2 separate regions of the Mus musculus genome follow, and region 2 is linked to region 1. Evidence: chromatin loops called from intact Hi-C (ENCODE). Cell type or tissue: left cerebral cortex. All regions are shown on one strand. Each heading gives the region's core, and the rest is flanking DNA. Links, peaks and the distances in the headings are about the cores only.

Region 1 (11,387 bases), core at 2,346-10,345:
CTTAAAAGAGTTAAAACTAAAAGAATATTTTAGATAAAATATCAATAAGGAAGCTCAGTTATTTGTAAACCTTTATAACAGAGAGAAATAGGTAATTTTTATCCCTATACCAAATTTATGAGTAGATAATAAAGAAGTATAAACCTTTTAGAAAGAAACAAAATAGTAAGTTCAAATTGTATTTGATTTTCTGGTTGGCATATTCACTAGCTCCCTTGATCAGCATATACACACTGCTCATTACCAAGGAGTTGACAGTTGGTACTGACCTCATTCTACATCATAACCAAGCCAGTGCAATACACCATCACCACTATATCATACATTCTTTCAGAATCATTTTACAGGTCTAAGTTAGCATTCTCTAAATGCATCTACTTGGCCTTAAATTAAGGCCCCACTTTCAAGTTTTAACTTACAAATGAGGTAATTAAAACATAAGCAAATCTCCACCAGGATATTTCCATCAGGTCAATCTATGGATGTTTCCTCTGAATTATTCTAAATGGTCACTTTTGCAGCTGCAGCTCTCACTTTTAGATTATTTTACCAGGAAAATGATTGGTTCTTGCTAGGAATTAGGTATTACCCCCACTTCACTATCAAAATATAAAGCAAAATAGTTGATTTATAATTACTTATGTTTTAGTACAAAATCCAATATAAATCAAATGTAAGCAGAAGTGACAAAAAAGAAACCTTGGAAAATCCCTAGGACTGACGATTGACTAAAACCATTTTGGACAGGGAAACCTAGATGTTATTTTACTCTGTCTCTAATCCTATCTCTATTTCTGTACTTAAAGCCACTTATGAAATCCTAGTAAGTTTCTTGCCTCTTTTATTATAACTAATAGCTATTTGTCAGCTTGGTGTCATCAATTTGAAAATGCAAATATGTATATATAGGTATTGACAGATCAGTTATGTTCTGCCTTACACATCTGGCTCTAGTTTAGGTAAACAAATGTTTCTTCAAAGGGTTGTATACATATAATCAATATTTATTGATGATACTGAATATCTAATATCCTCTTCTATATGGTTCCACTTACAATCACTCCTAACATATCTAAGAAGACCTTTTTGTACAGGAAATATCCAGGCAAATGATTACAATTATCCTTTTGAACATATATGAGTATATTATAGAGTACTTGTAATATTATTAGGAATTTATGATATTTCTTAAAGTTTTAATTAACATTTTCCAAGAGCTTTAACTTCATCATTTTCTCTATTCTGTTCTCATTTAAATCTATTGAAGCACTAACATTAGAACGGGTGAGAATACTATAGAGAAGTTTAACATGGCCTCCATCTTTAAGGATCTAGCAGTCTTGTGGGCAGAATACTAAAAAATAACTATTTATGGGGGAGCTGACAAGAGGAGGAGCCATGATCAGGATGTACAGTTAATAAGTAAATTGAGTATTTATTGGGAAAAATATACAAGTATATCCAATATTATGTCCTTTCAAGCATTGTAATAGTGTTCTGGTTATGTTGTTCAGATTGTAATTTTTCAGGAAAGTCATCCTAAGTGCATACTACTCTAGATGTCACATGTAAGGTGAGTGTTACATTTGATCAGGAAGCACTGGAGAGCTGACATAGAAAGCTCTACAGAGAGGATGAGGTATACTTGAGAACCTGGAACGGAGAAGTAGGAAAACACCAGGTGAGAGTCTACTACATTCAACAATTTCCATGTATTGAAAACCTTTGTATTTGGAGTTTCCTTCTTCACATCTGATCATGAATCTACTTTATACCTTTCCTTCCCTCCTGCCAATTATGGTTTATGTACAACTGTCTTTCATTATTTTCTTATTAAGTATCCTCCTGATGTTTGTTTGCTAACGCCTATCAACTTCTATTTCTTCTGAAAGAACCAAAAATAAACATAATTAATTAAGTCACTTCTTTCAATGTTGCAATGCTGAAAACTTGTATCATTAACCATATGTGCTTGCTTTTCACAGTGAAGTTATTCTAAAAGAAAAGAAAGGCAGATAGCCACAATCTGTATCTATAAAATTAGATTATTAACAATTTACGTCACAGTCACATTAACATTTTTTTTGGTTTGTAAAGTTTTTTTTCCATTTTTTATTAGATATTTAGCTCATTTACATTTCCAATGCTATACCAAAAGTCCCCCATACCCACCTACCCCCACTACCCTACCCACCCACTCCCCCTTTTTGGCCCTGGCGTTCCCCTGTACTGGGGCATATAAAGTTTGCAAGTCCAATGGGCCTCTCTTTGCAGATGGCCGACTAGGCCATCTTTTGATACATATGCAGCTAGAGACAAGAGCTCCGGGGTACTGGTTAGTTCATATTGTTGTTCCACCTATAGTGTTACAGTTCCCTTTAGTTCCTTGGGTGCTTTCTCTAGTTCCTCCATCGGGGGCCCTGTGGTCCATTCAATAGCTGACTGTGAGCATCCACTTCTGTGTTTGCTAGGCCCTGGCATAGTCTCACAAGAGAGAGCTATATCTGGGTCCTTTCAGCAAAATCTTGCTAGTGTATGCAATGGTGTCAGCGTTTGGAAACTGATCATGGGATGGATCTCTGGATATGGCAGTGTCTAGATGGTCCATCCTTTCGTCACACTTCCAAATTTTGTCTCTGTAACTCCTTCCATGGGTGTTTTGTTTCCTACTCTAAGAAGGGGCAAAGTGTCCACACTTTGGTCTTCGTTCTCTTGAGTTTAATGTGTTTAGCAAATTATGTCTTATATCTTGGGTATCCTAAGTTTCTGGGCTAATATCCACTTATCAGTGAGTACATATTGTGAGAGTTCCTTTGTAATTGGGTTACCTCACTCAGGATGATGCCCTCCAGGTTAACATTTTAAGATAACAGATTTTAGTAGTTACATACAAAATACTATTACTGACATACAGAACACATAACAAATAGTCATTACACAGGATATTGGATGAATATTTTCTCAGTATTCAAGTAACACATTAAGAGAAATTAATGACACAATGCACACACACACACACATAGACATACACACACGCAATCTGTGTAAACAATCACTTTTCTCTTTTAGGATATGTTGATGAACTCATTTGATTGCTAGAAAAATCTTTATTAAAGCAATCTTGCAATAATGCTATTGAAATAAAAAGAAAATCTTGTTAAATAGCTTTCTGTGTGGAAAATATAATGCCCCCGATAGAGACCCTCCTGCACTGGGACACATATGCTTCCTCCTGCTATTTCTTTGATTAGCCCTCCTTCTTGCTCTTCAGGGTTTCTATTATAATACAAGAAAACAAAATTTTAAGCCCAGAAGGATTTTTACAGTAAAACAAGCTATTGATTGGTGCAGTTTTTTTTTTTTTCCTCAAGAGCTTACTATTGCATTCAGGATCCTACAGCTCCAATATGCCCAGATCATTAATATTAGGTAAGATACAAACTACCAGTACATTTCTCTATATTTCAAGCTCCTCTTGGGCTGAAATAAAATCTTTTCTTGCTTTTTCCTAAACCTCAGATACTCAGATATTATATTAAGTGACAAAGAACAGACATGAAATATTAATGAAACTTTGATTTTACTGGATTGGTGAGACAATAAATGAGCAAACAAATAAAACAAAAAATTCATTTTTAGAGCCGTATCTGCCTCTGTTCTCACACTAAATGATGTCTTGAACAGCTACATCATGTGTCTTAAAAACTGGATGAACTACGTACCCATTTTCTTCAATTGTGCTCCGTATCCTTCTAAAGTCTACCTCCAAGTCTGTTCTGAATTTTCTTTGTCTGGCTATAGTCTGCCACGGGATCTTTAAGTGCTCAGCTAGACATAGCCTATGCCTAATATCTAGAGATTGTGTACACATCCAAAAGAGTTTCACAAGACGTTTGGGCTTCAAAAATCATCATCTGCATGGCCTCTTACATGAGTCTGAAAGGATGTAGCAATATACTCATATAGTTTTCCTTCTCATTTATTCTAATAAGTAAGATGCTTTATTTCTTAGTTTCTCAAAATAAGACTTCGTGACTCAATGTTTTTTAAACATCCTACCTTATAATATGCATAGTAATTCTATAATCAACATAAGCTTCCTTTAAGTTGAAGCTCACTATATAGAACTCTCTTTCCTTTGATTCCACCCACTTACACCAGCACAAGATTTTGTGCCAACTTGAACCCGAATAATCCCTAATTTCTGGAGGCAATGTGTTGCCCAACTCATCACAGGAATATGGTCAACAATCGACAAAAGGGACATCAAAAACGCAAGTATTTCTGAATAGCAAAAGCTTAGCCCAGAGTCAGGAGGAATCTTTGAGGACTGTTATCCAGAATATATAAAAGAAGAAAAATGGAATCCAGGGAAACAAATGATTCAATTAAAAACTGCAGTTAGTCCAAATCTAAAGCTCTCAAATGACAAAATAAAATGAGAATAAACATCTTTAAATGTGTCCAATTCTTTTTTGTGTCTTTTTTTTTTTACACTCTAGATTTTTTTATCCATGCTCCACCTATCTTCCTACTGTTCCACATCCCATACCTCCTCCCCACACCCCTTTCTTCACCAGGACGTCCCCACTCCTGACTCCCCATCCAACCAGACCACTGAACTCCCTAAGGCCTCCCATCTCTTGGAAGATGCAAGTTAAAACTAATTTGAGAGAGATTCATTGTGCCAGAGATATAATAGATAGAAAACAAAACAAAGCAAACCAAAGAAGCAAAAATTAATAACGTATGCTGTCAGGAATGTAGGGAAAGAAGAACCTCCATTCACTAATGGTAGTACTGAAAACTGATACTGCCACTTTGAAAATCAATATGGATAATTTTTCCCCCCCAAATAAAAGATCTACCATGTGACCTACTCCTCCGCATATTCCCAGAAGACTTGACATTTTAATAAATATTTGCATGCTCATTGCCACTGTATTCACACTATCTAGGAAATGGAAATAACCTAAATGCCCTCCAACTAATAAATGGAGATGGAAATTCAGTACATGCATGCAACAGGGTTATATTAAGCTTCAAGAAAATGAAAGTTCCAGGTAAATTGGTGAAATTATAAAATATTATATTGAGTGAAGTAGCATAGACACAGAAAGACAAATGTAGAAAGTTGTCTACTAGTTCTGAATCTTTGGAATTAAACTGGGAGTGAACCACAAAATGAGGATATGTGGAGGTGTGTGGGGCACCTAGGCGGCAGAATAGTAGGACATGTGTGTTATTTGGAAGTAGATGGAGAAAATGTGTGCTGCTTTAGTGGGGAAGGGAGAAGTCAAATATGAATGGAGATAGAATGAGGAGGGATAATAAAACATAAAAGAAGTTTGAAAATGGAATAGGAAAACATCCTATATTATGTTTACTTTAAAAGACATATGTAGCAGGGCATTGGTGGCACATACCTTTAATTTCAATATTATGGAGGCAGATGCAGGCAGATATCTGAGTTTAAGGCCAGTCAGATTTACAAAGTGAGCTTTTGGACAGCCAGGACTACATGGAGAAACTGTGTGTGTGTGTGTGTGTGTGTGTGTGTGTGTGTGTGTGTGTGTGTGTGTATTTGTACATAAGAAGCTATGGGTGATAATAGATTACCACTTAGTTGATAATAGATTCCCTAAGAATAATAGGCAAAGAAAAATGCTATACTTAAGAAGCTATACCACTTGGGTGATAATTCATTCCCCAAGAACAATAGGCAAAGAAAAATGCATTTTTTTCTAGGCATGGGAAAACTTCCCCTCTGTTTGCTGGTCAAGTGCAACAGGAAAGCAGAATAGTATAGACTATGTTGTTGCCACACTTTGTAGGTAGTGCTTGGAGTGACTGAGCTGGAGCTGACATGGAAGCCTACTCTCTGAGGACTAGCTCTCAGGGTATGAAAATATGGTGCCATCTGATAAAGGAGAGAAACAACCAATATTTCTTCCCAAAGGTAAAGCCCTCAGACTTCAGCAATGCCCAACACTGTAGTAAATATTTCCCAAGCAGTGCAGTAGTGGCACTTACATCTCAGTGATAAATAATGGCACATAATTGGAGTTAAGGTGTGTTCACTGGGAAGGGGTTCATGCCTGCTATTGCAAATCTAGCCAACTGACCTTTGCTGATGAGACCTTAGATGCTAGAAGAAAACCTAGTGCCATGTTCTAACTTAAAACAAGTATACTTTTCTAACCCCATTCCTAAAAACGTATCTTTGTACGCACAAATAAGTATATCTCCCTAAATGTCAGCAGAGATGATTCTATCTGCAGAAGATAGAAACTCATGGAAATCCACAACTAGCCAATTCCAAAAGAAAAATAAACTGTGAGGTACCCAAGCCCAATTGCTGTATTTACAATGTAACCTCTAAGCTTAAGGCTCAGGAAACATCCTGGAAGAAGGAGTAGAAGATTGTAAAGGCAGGAAGAAAATCATTCCTATTGTGACATAATGTCTTCTATGTACTTCTATGTACAGTAAAGCTGTACCAGTGGAATCTCAAATGTAAGGTCATGTGACTAGCCACATATAATGACAACACTGGTTGAAGTATGAATCTAGATAGAGAAAATCTCACAGGGACCCATCCCTTGATGAAGGACTATAGGCAATTAATAGCTGAGAGAGGAAAAAAATCAGTATCCTCTAGGGTGAGTTCCTGATGTGATCCAATCTCAAATGATAAACCTTAAATACATACAAGCAAAACTAGACTTAAAACACTCTATTTATAGTACATATTATTTATGTGTAGCAATAATTATTAAAGAAGTCATGAATTTAAAAGAAAGGACACAGGAGTGGTTGGAGGAGTTGGAGGGGCAAAAGGGTGTAAATACAGAAGGTACAGAGGAAATTATCAAACACCAATAGAAAGCTGGCTGTTTTCATTATATTTTCCTTGAAATTTGTGAAAGAAAAAAAAACTAAGTTTTAATGACTAACATCCAAAAATCTGAGTGACAAGGATTAGCCACAGACCTTGGGACTTGAAAGTGTGTTTGTTTCCAGCTAAAAGCTTGGCAACACCCAGGCCGCTTCCCAAGCCAACGAGCTGCATGTGTGAAACCATCCACCTGCAGAATGGCAGGTGGAAAATTATTCAGGTGAAGAAATCCAATTGGTGACCTTTAAAATAATGATTCATTACCTTAAAACACTTCTATTATGTCAGCATGAGTACATCCATTGAAATTAATATATTTAAATCAAAACAGTAGGTCTTATTTAACCTATCATTAACCAAAAAGTATGTTTAAAAATAATTTATTGGAGCTTTTTACCCTTTTACTTTCCACCCCTTTTCTTTATTCTGCCTTTCTTTTCTTCTTCTTCTTCTTCTTCTTCTTCTTCTTCTTCTTCTTCTTCTTCTTCTTCTTCTTCTTCTTCTTCTTCTTCTTCTTCTTCTTCTTCTTCTTTTTCTTCTTCTACCATCCCACTGTCCTCAGCCTTTTTTCTTTCTTACCTGGACATTCTCTGTCACTTATAACATTGAAGTGATATTTGAAAATTAAAGCTCCCAACCAAGGAAACAGCCAAGCATTCAACTTGTAACCTGACATAAATAGAAGCTGTTCCATGAAATACCATAGGTATTGAAATATGTGTGTGTGTGTGTGTGTGTGTGTGTGTGTGTGTGTGTGTGTGGTGTGTGTGTGGGTGTGTGTGTGTGTGTGTGTGTGTGTGTGTGTGTGTGTTCTAGATCCTTAATAACATTTAATTCCTGTCAACCTTTCTCATAACTCAGTTCTGTTCCACCCAGTAATCCAAGGCCAGCATCATTCATTGTATTATATGCTTAGCCCAAGGTGCTCAGTTTTAGTCTTAATATTTGACTAGAGCTTGTTCAGAAAGAAAAGACGACTGGGAAATTAGGTAACACACATACTAATAAATACAATGTGTTGTGTGAAACACCAATAGCCAGAGTCTCAAATGCTAACATAGTTCTGAATGCAGAACAAACCTGTGAGGGAGGTAGTTATCTAATATTTTGAAAATGCATGGCTGGGATGAACCTATATTTATGAGGACATGTTTGTGATTTTTCAAAGCAAAATTTTGCAAGCAGTTTTCATTATATTCTGAGCTATATAACTTTTTACAGCATACACATTTATAAATAAAAGCAAGAGAGCCTCTAAATCACTGACTTAGGCTGAAATGATGCCTCTAGGGCTTGGGATTATAAAAAAATAAAAGGATACCTAGCAGGGATCATAAGGCAATATCCTACCGGAAGCAAATTGATACCTGGGATTACAGTAGCAATTCCTTTCTGGCATTCACAAAGAAACATATTTTAGATAAACAAATAGGCAGAATATTTTGGATCTCTGTAAACAGATCTGAAAAGTCAGGCAAGAATCTTTCCCTGTGTGGATGCAAATGACATCATTCATAACCTTTTGAGCAACTGGTGCATTTTGAAGAGCTATAATTTGCAGGTGCAATACTAAAACTGAACTCCACTCTATTTCACATTATAGTTCTATTGACAGAACATAAGAAATGCAATTTATGCCTACGTTTTCATGACTCTTTTAATATTAGAATTTTATCTATAATGCTTTCATATTAGTGGGTGCATGTATAAATATACATATATTGATTTGAAGACTATAATAAGTAAAGATTCATTCCTATATCTTTCTCTTATTGTTGATTCAATGATTCTTGTATTTCTAATGCATAGACAAACATAAGATGTGTTACACAGAAGAGATTTTAAACCACAGTCAGTTTCTATTTTTCCGTCAAGCATTTAACAAGTCTCAGCATACAAAGTAGAAATGGGTGGGAGGGGGGTCTTTAAAGGAGCAAAAACACAACACGGAGATCCTTAAGGCATTTAAAACATCAGGAGAGTTATGCTCCATAAATGCTGATGTTACAGAAGAATGCTTAATGTGCACCTCAGAAAGCAAATGCATGGCCACAGGACTACAAAAGAGGCTGATAGAAACCCAAGACAGTAGAGAGGGGGATAGTGGTTCATAGAAAAGTATCTCTTAAGCTACACCCTGAAGTACAGACCAAACTTTGTCAGGAAAAAAAAAAAGGCTGCTGAGCAATATTGCTCATGTTTTAGGTAAACTTGCATTTTTTTTGTGTGTGTGTGTGTGATATAAGTTGAAGAAACAAAATTAAATTCTAAAGAAATAAATGGAATCAACTAATTATAAAGTATATAAATAGTACTAACAAAATACTAATTAAAAAACACCCTCTCAGGTGGTTACTGTCTAAGCCCTGTGACTAGAGAAGGATAGAATAGCTTTGCTGACATCTTCTGGGAAGATTCTATGATGGAGTCAGGGAACACTGTAGGTTCAAATGGAACCAAATATACTCTATGACTTTTCACTAAATTATTATTTTAAAAGATATGTAAATAAAAAGCATAGATAACAAATTATACATGCTTGTTTTGTTTTCCCTTTCTTAGTGTTTTCCATACTTAGCAACAAAAAAATTATTTTTATTTTATTTGAATACACATACATCAAGTTGCTTTCTGGGATATAAATTGGTTGTGCAGGTTTGATAAAGTACATAAATTACTCTCTTTTATTCAGGCTATTCCCTTTCATTATTCATAGTTATGCTCACTTGAAGAGAACAAATAAATTACAAGACAACACTACAAACCTCTGTTGGAAATATTATGTGTTCATATACGCTAATCCCTTTCATGGGGTGAAGGCATTGCCAGCAGCATCTCATACCCTGAGCCTCTTCTGTGTACTTCAGGTCACTTGTGAGCATGTGTACAAACAAATGCTACTAGTGATGAAAGTAGGCACTGAGGTACCTTCAGAAAAACAGGAGATTAGAGTTTGATACATGAAAATTCATGAAAAAGAATTCTCACCTAGTTACAAATTTTTGAAAGTTATTGTTAAGACCACTTCCCGACAAGTGGAAAACACGCTAATTTTCTGGGTTTGAAGGCATTACTTGGGTCAGTGCTAATAAATTTTACATTCTTAAAGATAAAAATCAAATACCAATAAGTGAAAGATATAGGTCTTTTTTTTTTTTTTTTGCATAGCAGTGTAAAAATATTCAGAACCAAGAAAAAGAATGCATTTGTAGACTCAGTTTGAATAGAATTAGTGGATCAGGACCATGCAAACCAAACTTAGGTGTGAAGGAAACACATCTAGAAGAAAAAGAAGCAAGATGAGCTGGGGAGGGAGAGGGAGGGAGGGAGGAAACCTGGGAGAGAACCAAGCAAATAGCCTCTTTTTACATTGAGATGGTTTTGAGAATAATAATGTGCTAGTTTCTGTCTTTTTTTTTTTAATCCAAGTAGCTATTGAAGATTGTAATGATTTCAGTCTAAAAAGCAGTGCTGGAAAAGCCTCTTCTGAGATTGCCAACTCCCACTGTGCAGAAACACTGTGTCCCTTCGTGCTGGTGTAATGGAGACAAACAAAAGAAGCACTTCAAGAAAAGGGGAGGGAAGAGAGGGAGGGTGAAAAAGCAGTCGGGTTGTACTTCCCAGAGAAAAAGCAAGAGTTTTGCAGGGACCAAAAGCAAGCATCACTATTTCTAAGTCTGAGACCAAGATAAGTTAAATAAATGTTTAACTATATAAGCAATATATACCAGTGCTTTTGACAATAAAAATAAAAATAATTTGTCGTCATCAATTATGATCTAGCCCCTCTTGCAATCAAACCAATTTCCTGCTATAAAATAGCCCAATTGATTTCATACTTTGTCACGTATAAAGGATTATAAATTAGGGCATCATGCTACACTATTGCCTTCTCTATTAACTTCCCTTTATTTTGCAAAATAAAAAACAGTTAACATACATAATCTAAGCATTATAATTAAGATGATACTCTCTAGTCCCTCTAGTTCCCATAAAACTTTAAATAACGCTTAGTACTTCCATAGTGTATTATAAGATCAATAATAATTATTGTTTACTTGCACTCAAGTGTTTATAAGGTAAGAACATTATGAGATGTTGAAAGTTAGTGTTCCTTGAACTCCCCAGGAAAATCCAAGAGCAAGAAGAAGGAAAGTACATTGAAGTTTGTTTGTAATTTCTAATAATTTAATTCCATTGTGTCCAGTTTCACCCCTATATAAGGGAAAGGACTATATCTGACTGATTTCTTTATTTCTAAGACAGAAATGGATAAGTCTTTGATATTCTCTATACACTTCTGTATTATGAATGAGCTTACAATTTTACTGTTACTCATCCTGACATAAGCTTTATTTGCAGTTTCCTTCAGTATGCTGTCTCAAATCCTAAAATACAAGAGAGATCCCTGTTTCTTATAAGCAGCAACTCACATGCTGACAATAGATATCACACTGGATCCTGAGGATTGGAGAAACTCACAGCTCTC
Region 2 (11,387 bases), core at 1,516-9,515, 1.3 Mb before region 1:
TAATCTTGTCAAAGATTAATTGGCTGTAAATAGGCTTATTTCATGGCTCCCTATCTTATTTTATTAGTCTATATACCTGTTTTTATATGAGTGCCATTCTATTTTCAATAACATAGTTTGGGAGCTGATTTTGAAGCCGCATAGTATGATCCCTCAAATGTTTTGTTTTGTTTTGTTTTGTTTTGTTTTGTTTTGTTTTGTTTCCTCAAAACCGCTTCAGTTGGGAATGGTCAAGGACACCACTACAGAGTCAGCTAACCTGGGTCAGTGGGGCCTCACAGAGACTGAATCACCAACAAAAGAGCATGCAGGGGCTGGACCTAGCCCCCCCTAGAGCTTGGTCTTCATATGGGTCCCCTAACAACTGAAGCAGGGTTTGTGTCTGTCTGTTTTTGTTGGATTCCCTTCCCTGATCTGGATTGCCTGGTTGGGCTCAGGGGGAAAGGATGTACTTAGTCCTGCTAGGACTACATTTCCCGAGGTCTGGTTGTACCCAGGGGAGGTGGGGAAGGAGCTTACCTTTCTCTGAGGAGAAGGGGGTGGAATGGAGGAGGGATTTGCAAGGGCAGGCCTGGGAGGGGAGGAGGGAGATGGAATGTGATTTTTGTAAATTAAAAAATTATTGAAAAAATTACTTTGGCTGTTTGGAATCTCTTTTGGTTCCAATTGGATTTTCTCCCATTAAAATGTCATTGGAATTCTGATGGGAGATTAATTAATTTGGAGATTTCTTTAGATAATGTGCTTACTTCAACTATATCAGTTCTTCCAACATGTGAACTATTTTCATTTATTTGTAATTTCTTCATTTTGAAAAACCAGTATCATAAGCTTTCAGTTAGATCTTTCACCTTCTCAGCTAATTCTTCCTTCCTTTCTCTCTCTCTCTCTCTCTCTCTCTCTCTCTCTCTCTCTCTCTCTCTCTCTCTCTCTCCTTCCTTCCTTCTTTCTTTCTTTCTTTCTTTCTTTCTTTCTTTCTTTCTTTCTTTCTTTCTTTCTTTCTTTCTTCCTAATTCCTAAATATTTTATTCCATTGTCTTCTTAATTTCACCTGACTTTTGATCATTTTTTTCTCAGTGTATAGAAATGTTACTTTTTTGTATAATAATTTTATATCTTTCAACTTTATTTACATCAGTTTCTACCTCTAATAGCTTTCCAATGGAGTCTAGGTTTTCTCTGAATAAGATCATATCATTTGCAGACAATTTAGCTTCTTCATTCCTAATTTGAATAGGTTTTTTTTTTTTTTTTACCTAATTGTTCTAAGTTAGAAATTACCATCTTATGCTGAATAGCAGTGGTAAGAGTGGACATTCCTATCTTGTTGATCACTATAGAAAACAAACAAACAAACAAACCTTTAAACTTTTCTCACATCCTGCATCAATAAGATATTGGTACACTTATATTCAGCTAGCCTTTGTTGAATTTCTTTCCTAATTCAAAAATTCTAGTAGACCATTCTTCAAGAAACTGAATATCTTGCACAGGGTTTTTGTGCATTAATTGAGAATAGTAGTAAATAAAAACAAATGAATTCTTAAGTCTAACCCTTATAGCTTTAGTTAGCTGGACATATTTTTATAAGAAAATGTTACAGTGTATCCATATTTCTTTTAAAATAAACTTTTTAAGCTTTCAATGTGTGGAAGTGGGAAGGGAATTGTCTTATGTTGTCCAGACTGGTCTCAGCTCTCGGTCTCAAAGGATCTTCCTTCATTGGCCTCTCAAGTAGTTTGGACTACAATATTATGCCCAGATGACTCTTTAATAAAAACAATTGGAAGAAGATAAGACAGAAGATATATTAAAGAAAAGTGGTGAGCATCAAGCTTGCATTGTAGGAAATTATGAGGATGTCAGCTGAAGTTCTTTGGTGGAGTTTTTTCTATATGATGGGTAGGGAAACTATGTCTTCTAGTAATGCTCCTTTTTTTTCTTTCCTTTAAATTTTCTTAGTCACAGAAACACGACTTAGGACTGCAGCCAGCATAGTAGGTATATAATAGATTATCCTTGAATTAAAATTGTTATTTTGGTTCGTGTCAGCCTTTGAGTGGTTTCAAAGGATGGTAGTAAAACCATGTTGTCTCAATGGCTTCAGTGTGTGTGTAGGTGTGTGTGTGTGTGTGTGTGTGTGTGTGGTGCTGTATGTGTGTTGTGTTTTGTGAGTAGGTAGATAGTGTGGGGAGAGGAGAATGAAGTTGGGAGAGGAAATGAAGGTGGGGAGGGTGGGGGGAGCTAACATCCAAAACTGAAAAATTCTCTAAATTTTTTGTCTTCTTGTTGTTTTCTTCCTCCCCCCTCCCCCTTCCCCTCTCCCCCCTCCCTCCTCCTCCTCTCCTCACCTCTTTCCATTTAATTCATCCAAATGAGGGCATGGTCTCTCCTTTCTATTTTCTCTATTTTTAGCCCCTACAGCTACTGTAGCACCACTATTACACCACATTCACCCTCTTTAAGACTTCCTTGGCTGACCACATAGACTCCAGTGGGCCTTGCCTACCTATTTCCTGGCTAGTCTGGCTTCTGTCACACTTACAACTCATAACCACCACCCTGTACACTATGCCAGCTCTTTTTTTCCCCCAAAGTGTTATTTTCATTGAATCTTCCCTCTGCTATGACTCCTAATTGCCTTTTAAATCTAATTAAAACTTCCTTAAGCCCTCTAGCAGTTGACTCTAGGCACTCTCCCCAGCAGCCTTAAAGTGCAATTCCTGGTTTGTGAGAACCGTACTCACTCTCTCCTTCCGCTTTCCTGCCTCACAGTGGGCCGGCTGCCTCCTATCCTAGCCACACCTATAAAGTGTGGTCCTTATCCTGTTTCATTTGTTTCCTTGTGTAAACCATGCTTAGAGTCACCCCCCCCTTCTGTCTTTGATTATTTCAACTAAGAGTCCCAAACTGTCCTTTAGGTCATGCATGATGGGGTGTGTGCCTACATCACCCATGCCTTGATGGAGCACTCTTGTTAGTTAAGAGGCTCTAACACAATTGCAGGTATGTCCTGCTCTCCTTAGGACTGATGATCTGATCTTTCCCCTACAAATTCAACCTATGTCTAGTGAGCAGGCTTTAGGTCATGTTGGCTCTAAATACTTCAAAAACTCCCGATTCCTGCCTACCATCCTCCGTCCACTGAAGATGGGTTGCTATTGAGGCCTTAGACGTCACAGCCACCCTTCTCTCCTCTGACCCCTTATTTAGTGACCTAGAACCGAGGAACACTGGCTAGGATGCAAGCTGGGGTTCTTGTGTTTTGGGAGCTGATAGGACACCGAGCTCTTCCTGCCAGGGCTGCTTCTGGGTCTCGTCCAAGTGGTTTGGTCATCACCAAGAGCGCTGGATGATGCTGACACGGAGTTCCATCTGTTCCCCCCGGGGATGGGAGTTAGAGTGGACAGGTCCCCTGATCTAGGCTTTCCACATAAGGAGAGAAGAGTCTATCTGGCTCAGCACACCTACCACAAGCATGTGGAGGATTCAGGACCCACTGGCTAAACCTCTAACAGGAGAAAAGCCTTCATTCACTTTTGCCCTAGAATGCTGGCATAGAAGCTTGTGCAGATCCCTCTTGGCCACCCACAACCATTCCAGGGACCAACAAAAGGCCTTGCTCAAGACTTTTCTCAGCCACTTGCAACCAGCACAAAAACCTTCTGGCTCCTGGGACTGTGCTGCCAGGAGGGAAGAACTGTCTCAGACCACCGTCTCTCTTTCCCAGTGGCAGCAGGGACTTCTCCCCTTTGCTCCATACAGGGGTCCCTGGGGAGCAGGGCCTGGTTCCTGAGTAGAACAGTACCTCCCAAGGCTCCCCGTTTAGAACACAGTAGGCTGAGGGCTCCTGTGTGATCCAAACCCAGAGAGCAGAGTGTGACCCATCAGCAGTGTCCACAGTGTTTAAGCTGTTGTTGCGGTCAGTGCTGCTGCTTGCATTGGGTTGGTTTTGCGTGTATAAACCCAGAGTTCTTTTCATAACTGATTCAGGCTGCAATAAAAGATACCAGAGAAGTGTGCAGTTAAAGTTAAGTTGGCTGGCATAAAGAAATGGAATGGTTTGCAGAGTAGCAAGCTAGTTCTCCCTAGAATAATAATAGAGTAGCCACATTTGTTACAGTTACTAGAGTCCGGCGCTGGTGGTTCTAATAATGGTGTTAACCACAACCTCAAGCTTAGGCATTGTAAAAGCAAGTCTAGTGGATGGTGGTCTAAGTAGTCAGAATCAGTAGAGTGTCCCCATATATGAAAATTGAGATGGCTATCTCCACATTTCCTCCTCCTATGCCAGTAGATGCAAAGATGTGTAGCCTTATTTTTAGGTTGAAGGGATTTCTTGCTGGGCCCTCACAGCAGAGGCCTCACTAGAGTTTGAAATGACCACTTTCTATATGAGACTTCCATTTTATTTTGTGCTTCCATGTATGTTATATAAATGCTACTGGAAAATTTAAAGAAGCGCTATTATGCACAGCCTGCACATGAAGAAATGGATTTGGAAGTACCACAGGGCTTCTCAGATGTTTGTTGGCTGATAACTATGGGGAGGGGGAAGGGGTGGAGGAGGGCTGAGGTGCTGTCGCTCAAGCCTATCCAATCCAGTAACCACAAGTTTGAGCTGCCTGCAGTTCCTGTGTATGCATGTCCCCTCCTGACGTGACCTGGGGTAAAGGCAGAGTAAGTGGTGAAAACGGCACACAGTGTGGGAAACGGACTAACTTACTGGCTCCGAAGGAAGCAGACTGAGAGCTCTTTTAGGAATTTGGGAAGTGGATGTTTTCCCCCACTTCAACGGTTCTTTCACAAATGTGTCTCTGTTCAAGCGAACGCCTTAAATAAAATCACCTTTAAACTCGAAACTGAACAAGCCTTCTGTATAAAAAGATGTTCGAGGTCAAATTTTGACTTGGTTAAAATGCTACATTCGTCATTAACCGTGGCTTCCAACTTGATTCTCTGCTTTTGATTCCTACGAGAAGCTGAGAGTTCTCTGATGCACGTAATACTTGATTTTGACAGATAAGTTTGTAGGAGCAAAATATTGGGGTACATCTCTTCCTTCTCATCTTTGTTGCGGTAACTTTTAGTATAAAATGTTCTGTCCTCTCCAGTGAAACTTCAAACCTCTGCTAAGGAGCCCAGACTGGACATTTGGAAACCTTTGTATGAGTCATGCGCGTGGGGTCACCTTCATAACCTTTTCTAGGAGGAATGAGGCCAAGCATGCAGAGAGAGTGGGGAGAAGCACATTCCAGTCTGAAACTCAACTTTTGAACGGATCAGACTGTAAAATCACGAGTAGTTGCAAGTGGATGCCACTTTGGGGCGCCAAAGTTCCATTCGGCTAAAGGCTGCAATCTTGGGGTGAGAGCAGATGTACTGGGGAGGGGGTCTAGGGTGTCCTTTATTCTCCTGTTAAACTATCCTGGGAGACTTTGTTTCATAACAAGTCTGGACATGGGGGAAGAAGACTTTGTTAGAGAGGCCAAAGGAGGGTGTTGGGGGGTGGGGGGGGAGGTAAACTTACAACTGAGGAAAATCTCTTGTGAACTGACTTGGGAGCAAACGGGCCTCTTTGCTTTAGAAAGTCTCCGGTTTCTCAGAGGCCCTTGACCTCTTTTAAAGGAGGCTTATATTTGGGCAGGGTCTTCACTTCCCACTCCCACCCCACCCCCACCTAGACTAGCGACCTTGTTCATTCTGCGGTCCCCCGCGCCCCTTGATGCCTTCTCCCACGTCCGGAGGTCGCTGCTTCCAGGAAACCTGGCTCTCTCCTCCTCCTCAGGGCCACCGCGGGGTTGCGCGTCTCCTCCTGCAGCCCGCGAGGACTCTTCAGCTGGGATAAAGGGCGGCCTCCCCCGCCTGCAGGAGCCCTGGATGCTCAGCCGTCAGCTGCCGGGAGGCGCTGATTTCGTTCCCGCGCGGCCGTCGCTGCCAGGGGGGGGGGGGGGGGAGGCGGAGGGCCGCTGGTAGGGGGTGGGGGGACTGGGGCCCAAGGGCGGGCGGAGCGGGAGGCGGCAGCCTTGGCCAGCAGAAGCTGAGCTGCTGCCCGCCAGTGTTTATTACATCTCAGCCACCCTCAAAGGTTAGGAACGCGCATTTAGAGACACGATAATCCGAGTTTAAATATTAAAAGTAAAATCAGAACCAGTGGAGTATTTACCCAGAGACTGAGCAGACCTCCTTCTGCCAGGGGAGAGGACTTTGAGGAGCCGGCCGCGGGCATCAGCACTTCTTTGCCCCATTGGCACATTCAGGGCAGCAGGGACACTCTTGGGCTGCTTCCCCCGCTGTGGTGAGAGGAGAGAGCCTCAGACTCCTAGCTCTCCCAAGAAGATCGTAGCCTTGCGAGTTCGGTCCAAATCTTTTGCTTTGTCAGATTCTCCTTTTTAAGGGCTTACGGAACTAACACAAAAGGTGGCGAAAAGTGCATTGGATCAATAGCAAAGATTGTTATTTAGATAACGAATTAATCTCCCTGTTATAATACTTTTTTATAGTGAACTTTGTACCCCTTCCCTAAGAAAAAGGAATTTAAAGGGAAAAAAAGAGTCTCAAACAGGATTAAGGTTTTAATTACAACACCCTATCGAAATAGTATGTTTGATGAGCTGATCTTATCAATTTAATAGTCACGTTAAAGCTTCGGAAGTAGATGCACGGGAAATATGCTTAAGGGAGTCTTTTAAAAGTAAATCGCGCCTAAGAAACTGGAAGGCCAGCAGGTCAGAGTCGCTGCATCCAAGAAGGTTTAGGATCCGCATGCCCTACTCGGTCCGTGGGTCCGAGACCCGGGTGCGCATCTGGGATAGGGGACTGGGCCTGGCCTTGGGAGAACACTGAGCTTGAAGGAGGAAACCAACAAATAGGAGAGCTGCCTCTTCCAAGCCGAGGCCCACATCAAAGTTGGGGCCCCATAAGGGCGGTGCAGTTCACTGGGTTTGGGTCAGCCTTATATTCGAGGGGCAAATAAAGTAATTTGAGCATGCATCAATAGTTTTCCATAAAATACGAGCTAAAAGAAGTAATAGAAGTAATCACTGTCTCCTCAAATCAAGTAGAAAACATTTCAATGCACTAATTAGAGTAATTAGAATAATAAGCCTCTGCCTATATGTGGTAAGACAATGTGTACAAACAACTTTATTTAATGTATACTGGTAATCAGCGATGCGTGCCTGCTTGAATGCTTAGCGCAATAAAACTACCCTCCGTCCGCCCAAACAATCAAATACAAATTAGTTTAATGATTGTGCCTGCTGAATGTCTTAGAAATCCACAGGCAGAGGCGAGTAAATAGAAGCATCCCTGTTTGTGTACCACCCTGCCCCGGATAGCCGCAGGGCCTGGGGAGTGACCACAGGCAGACACGGCTGGATCTCCAGGATGCTCCTGAACTCGGGGCAGAGCCGTGCCCTGCTCCGGCACAGACCAGCGCTCCGCGGGAGTCCCTGCAAGTGTGGTTGGTCGCCTTCCCACTACAGTCAGGCAGTCCCCCCCACTAAAGTCCCGCAGCTTTAGGTACCCTTAGTACTCCAGCCCGCCCCGCCCCCACCCACCCCCAATGCCCGCGCGTCCCAAGCGGCCTCCCCTCCCAGAGGTGAAAGAACCCCCAACTCCCTTCTGTGAGGCTTTTGAGAGTTTCTTCTCACGTGTAAAGGCTCTCTGGAGGTTGGGAAAGGCGATGGATTGGAAGCATCCACCCAGCCTAAGAGTGAATGGGCCGGCTCAGGAGACTGAAGTCAGGCCTCCAGTCTTGGAGAGCTGCTGGAGGCTCCCCTCTGACTCGTTCGCACAGGGTACCCAGGGTTCTCCCCGCCCCCCATACAGGTTTCCTAGGAACTGACTTCGGACTTTAGGCTCACAAGTGAGTGCCGGGTTTTGGGAGAACCCTTTTCTTCCTTGCTTTAGCGCTTAGAAGACAAGGTTCCTCTCCACTGGAGGCTGACCGCTGAGGCCAGAAACTATCAAAAGTTTGTTCAGTAAGAGGAGGAGCAGCACACGTTTAGAACTTTGTTTTCCAACTTTCGGTGGTTCCCCCTTCAATGTACAACCCCCACAAAGCTAGGAATCGGCCAAATGACTTCCCAGGGAGCCGTTTGTCCAGTCTGCACGTTGTCTGACGTTGAGATCAACTTATTTTACTCTGGGCCACCATCTCTCACATTTGCTTCTCCCGAGCAGATGCCCTGGGATTTTGTCGCGTCTAAGACGCAAGGATGGCGGACAGAGAGTTGGGGGATTCACTTTTCGCTCTAAATGTCCAGTGACCTCTGTAACCCAGGCACCTCTGGCTCTGCCATAAGCTGCCAGTGGAGAGTGCCTGTGTTTTCTGACGCCTGCATTTCCCTGCCCACCCGCGACAGCCATACGCCCCCATACATCAGTACTCAAAGCAGCACCCCTAGCCTCGGGCCCTGGCAGGCTGATCTGTCATTCGTCCCAGACGGCGCCCAGCCCTATAGACCTCCCTTGAGAAGAGAGACTTGGGGTCCATCTCGACGACTGCCCTGTCCACGGAGGTCAGGGCTTCACTGCCCTTGGAGATTAGAAAAATTCAAGATTTGCCGCAGCAGCAAGGCTTGGGAGTGCAGGGAATGGCCGGCTTCCCTCGCATCTTTTCCTTCCGTGCTCAAGGCCAGCTGCCAGGGTCTCCTAACTTGGGAGGCAGCAAAGGCCGCCTTTGAGCCACAGTAGATGCCTGATGCCTGACAGGCTCAGGAAAACTGTAAGAACTTCGAAGGAATATTTGTTAGGGGAAACAACATCAGCAAAAGTTATTAATGTCAAATAATTCTCTCCAGAATCATATGCTGTGGAACATAAAAGGTCACATAAAATTTCTCTGACAGAATGAGATTTCTTCTTATCAGGGGGAGGGAGGAGCTTCTACACTTCCTATGGATTTGTTTGAGCCTCAAAGCTGGAGGTTTACAATGGTTAATTTGTGTAACTTTCTCTTTCCCACTGTGCTGCCAAACTCTATGGCCCTGTATTTCGGTCAATGGAGCCTTAAAAAAAATTTTCCCTTTCCTTTTTCAACAACTAAAGCAGAAGAAACACTGGTGGGGAGGGGAAACATATGACCCTGATTTTTAAGATCTCAAGTTTCAATTCACTTCCCAGTGAAGTTGCTTATGCATGCATGTGGCACAGAGAGAGTTAATTCCTAACAATCAAATTCCCCTCCAGCTTTCTCAGAAAGGGCCCTAACACTCCTGGTCTTTCCGAAATCCTTGAGATCTCTTTTTATTTATTTATCTTTTGTAGGAACCTTTACTCCCTACCCACCTGCCCAGGACAACTCCCAATTCTTAAGCAGGGGAGAGACATATGTGGCCAACTATAGACCCTTCTAGAGCCTGAGCTCTTTAGGCACAAACCGCTTATGGAAGCTCCCCTGCCCCTCCCCATTCCAGACAAAGAGCTATAAAAACTCAAAAAGAAGAATGGACTTTAAGGTATAGATGCACTTTTACTGGTGTATTAAATAACATAGCAGACATTTGTTGTTGTTTTTAGAAAAAAGAAATACATCTTAATGTTACCAACATCAGATTCCTAGGAACAATAAGAGACTAGACTGTTTTGATGGGATGATATTGTTTCTAATAACCTCTAACAGCTAAGCCAAGCAGCAGTGTGATTAAGGTCGAGGAAAGGTACTAGTAGTAAAGTTGATTAACTTTTTAAAAGAGGGGGATAAATGGTAGGTTTCCCTCCTCCCCCAAAATGCTAGAACAATGTGAAAACATTCTGGTTATTTATCTCCACACCCAAGCAAAGCCTTGAAGCAGCTGAAAGCCATTTATTTCCTTTACTCTAGTAGTTGTCTCTATATAAATGGACACTGAAAAGACATTGGCCCAAGTTCTGGGAATGTGGCCCGATTCATTGCATGAATTTGTGAGACCCCTGCCACTTTTTTTTGTTTTCTTTTTGTTGTTGTTTTTGGTTTATTGTTTGTTTTGGTTTTTCCTATCCAGAATCAAGTTGTGGAAACAACCATAAGAGGCCTCAGTGCTCTGTTGCTACCTTTGGCTTCAGAAACTATGTATCATTGTACCATTTTAAAAAGTAAACTTTCTCCAAAGAGAAAATATTTATCTACACCCCAACTGAATAGACACATTGTCAAGAGTCTCAGTATTTCCTGATGCAGGTCCCCCTTTTGTTTGAAATAAATACTCCTTTGCTTTACCACTGAAATATACAAGGAGAACCAAAGACATTCTCACTGAACCAACCTTCCTTTCCACCCCCACCCCCCCCCCCACGTACAAACTCCATTCTCTGTCCTATTTTAAAATTTGTATAGGAATTTAATAGAATCCAGAGCACAGTTCCATGAATTGATTGAAAAATCAACAAAGACAAATCAAAGAGAGGCGTAATAAGATGATAATTTCATCCAAGCTTCCATAAGGAAACTAAAGGGCCAGTGGAGACGCATGGCTGGGAGCAACACATGCAAGAGCCACCCACCTTTGCTGTTGTATTGTTTTATTGGTTACTTTTGAAGGAATAAGATAGAGAGATGAGTGTCTCCATCAAAACCATTTCACCAGAAAATTCTGACAGTGTGTGACCTCCTCTATAGGAGCAGGAGGTGAGAGGATGAGGAGGGCAGTTTTACTACTACTATCTGAAACATAAAGAACATTTCTTCAGGGGAACTGAGAATGTATTTAAAAAAAAAACACCAAGCATAATATTATTTTTGGCCATTCCATTCTTATGACCTTCACATACTTTTTCATATATGATAATTTCTTCCCCAGTATATATATATAGATATATCATAAATCTAAAATATGGCATGTTTTCAGCAAACACAAACACTGCATTTTTTCTTTAGGATAGAGATGGCTTGTCTGTATCTTACAACTGCCCCACAGACTTGTATTAGTGGCTCTGTAGTCTTTTTTTTTTTTTTTTTTTTTTTTTTTTTAAGTAGTGGGAATACATTCTAAGACTTAGCACGGAAGTTACCAGAGCAGCTTTAGGACCTGAATGGCCAGCATGAGTCGGGAACATAGTGTGTCTGTTTAATATATGATGTTTCCAGGTCTGTTCATAGCGCCTGTGGCTAAGAACAAAAATGCCTTCTCAAGGTCTGTCCAAACGCCCTGCAGAGGGCGGATGCAGCTCGCTTTCCTCCTTCAGAGGAGGGATATTGACCCAGAACTCAAATCTATACCTAGCTTAAACATTTTACCCATCAGCATGTCTGTGGTCACAAAACACTTCTTCTTTCTGTCACTTCTTGTTCAGACTATTGATAAGATCATTTGGTAGAATCTGTTTGGGGCCCATGTAATATTGACTAGGAATTAGAAAAGATGATCAGATGTAATAAGCCCAGAAACTACTTTCCTAAATGA

What was found. A loop is a pair of places that touch in the nucleus more often than their neighbours do. Peaks named below come from ENCODE experiments on the same cell type or tissue, not always from the same donor. Only the 100,000 strongest peaks of a DNase experiment are listed, where the experiment ranks them.
Region 2: it touches region 1 in a loop (5-fold over the local background); 4 of 42 quality-filtered maps call a loop at or near these places.

The regions. Positions count from the first base shown.
Region 1 is chr4:23,816,667-23,828,053 of GRCm38, forward strand. The region is part of intron 1 of Gm31145 (a long non-coding RNA gene); the gene reads right to left. Among named protein-coding and RNA genes, the nearest start is that of Gm31145, 13 kb to the right of the region's middle. In left cerebral cortex, for the core only: no CTCF peak of the experiment used is centred there; no DNase peak of the experiment used is centred there.
Region 2 is chr4:22,471,824-22,483,210 of GRCm38, forward strand. It overlaps Pou3f2 (POU domain, class 3, transcription factor 2), which reads right to left. Exons shown (of 1, transcript NM_008899.2): 1 at 10,272-11,387. Among named protein-coding and RNA genes, the nearest start is that of Pou3f2, 11 kb to the right of the region's middle. In left cerebral cortex, for the core only: a CTCF peak has its summit at 5,313; a DNase peak (open chromatin) is centred at 5,309; H3K4me3 peaks cover 3,436 bases; H3K27ac peaks cover 3,607 bases.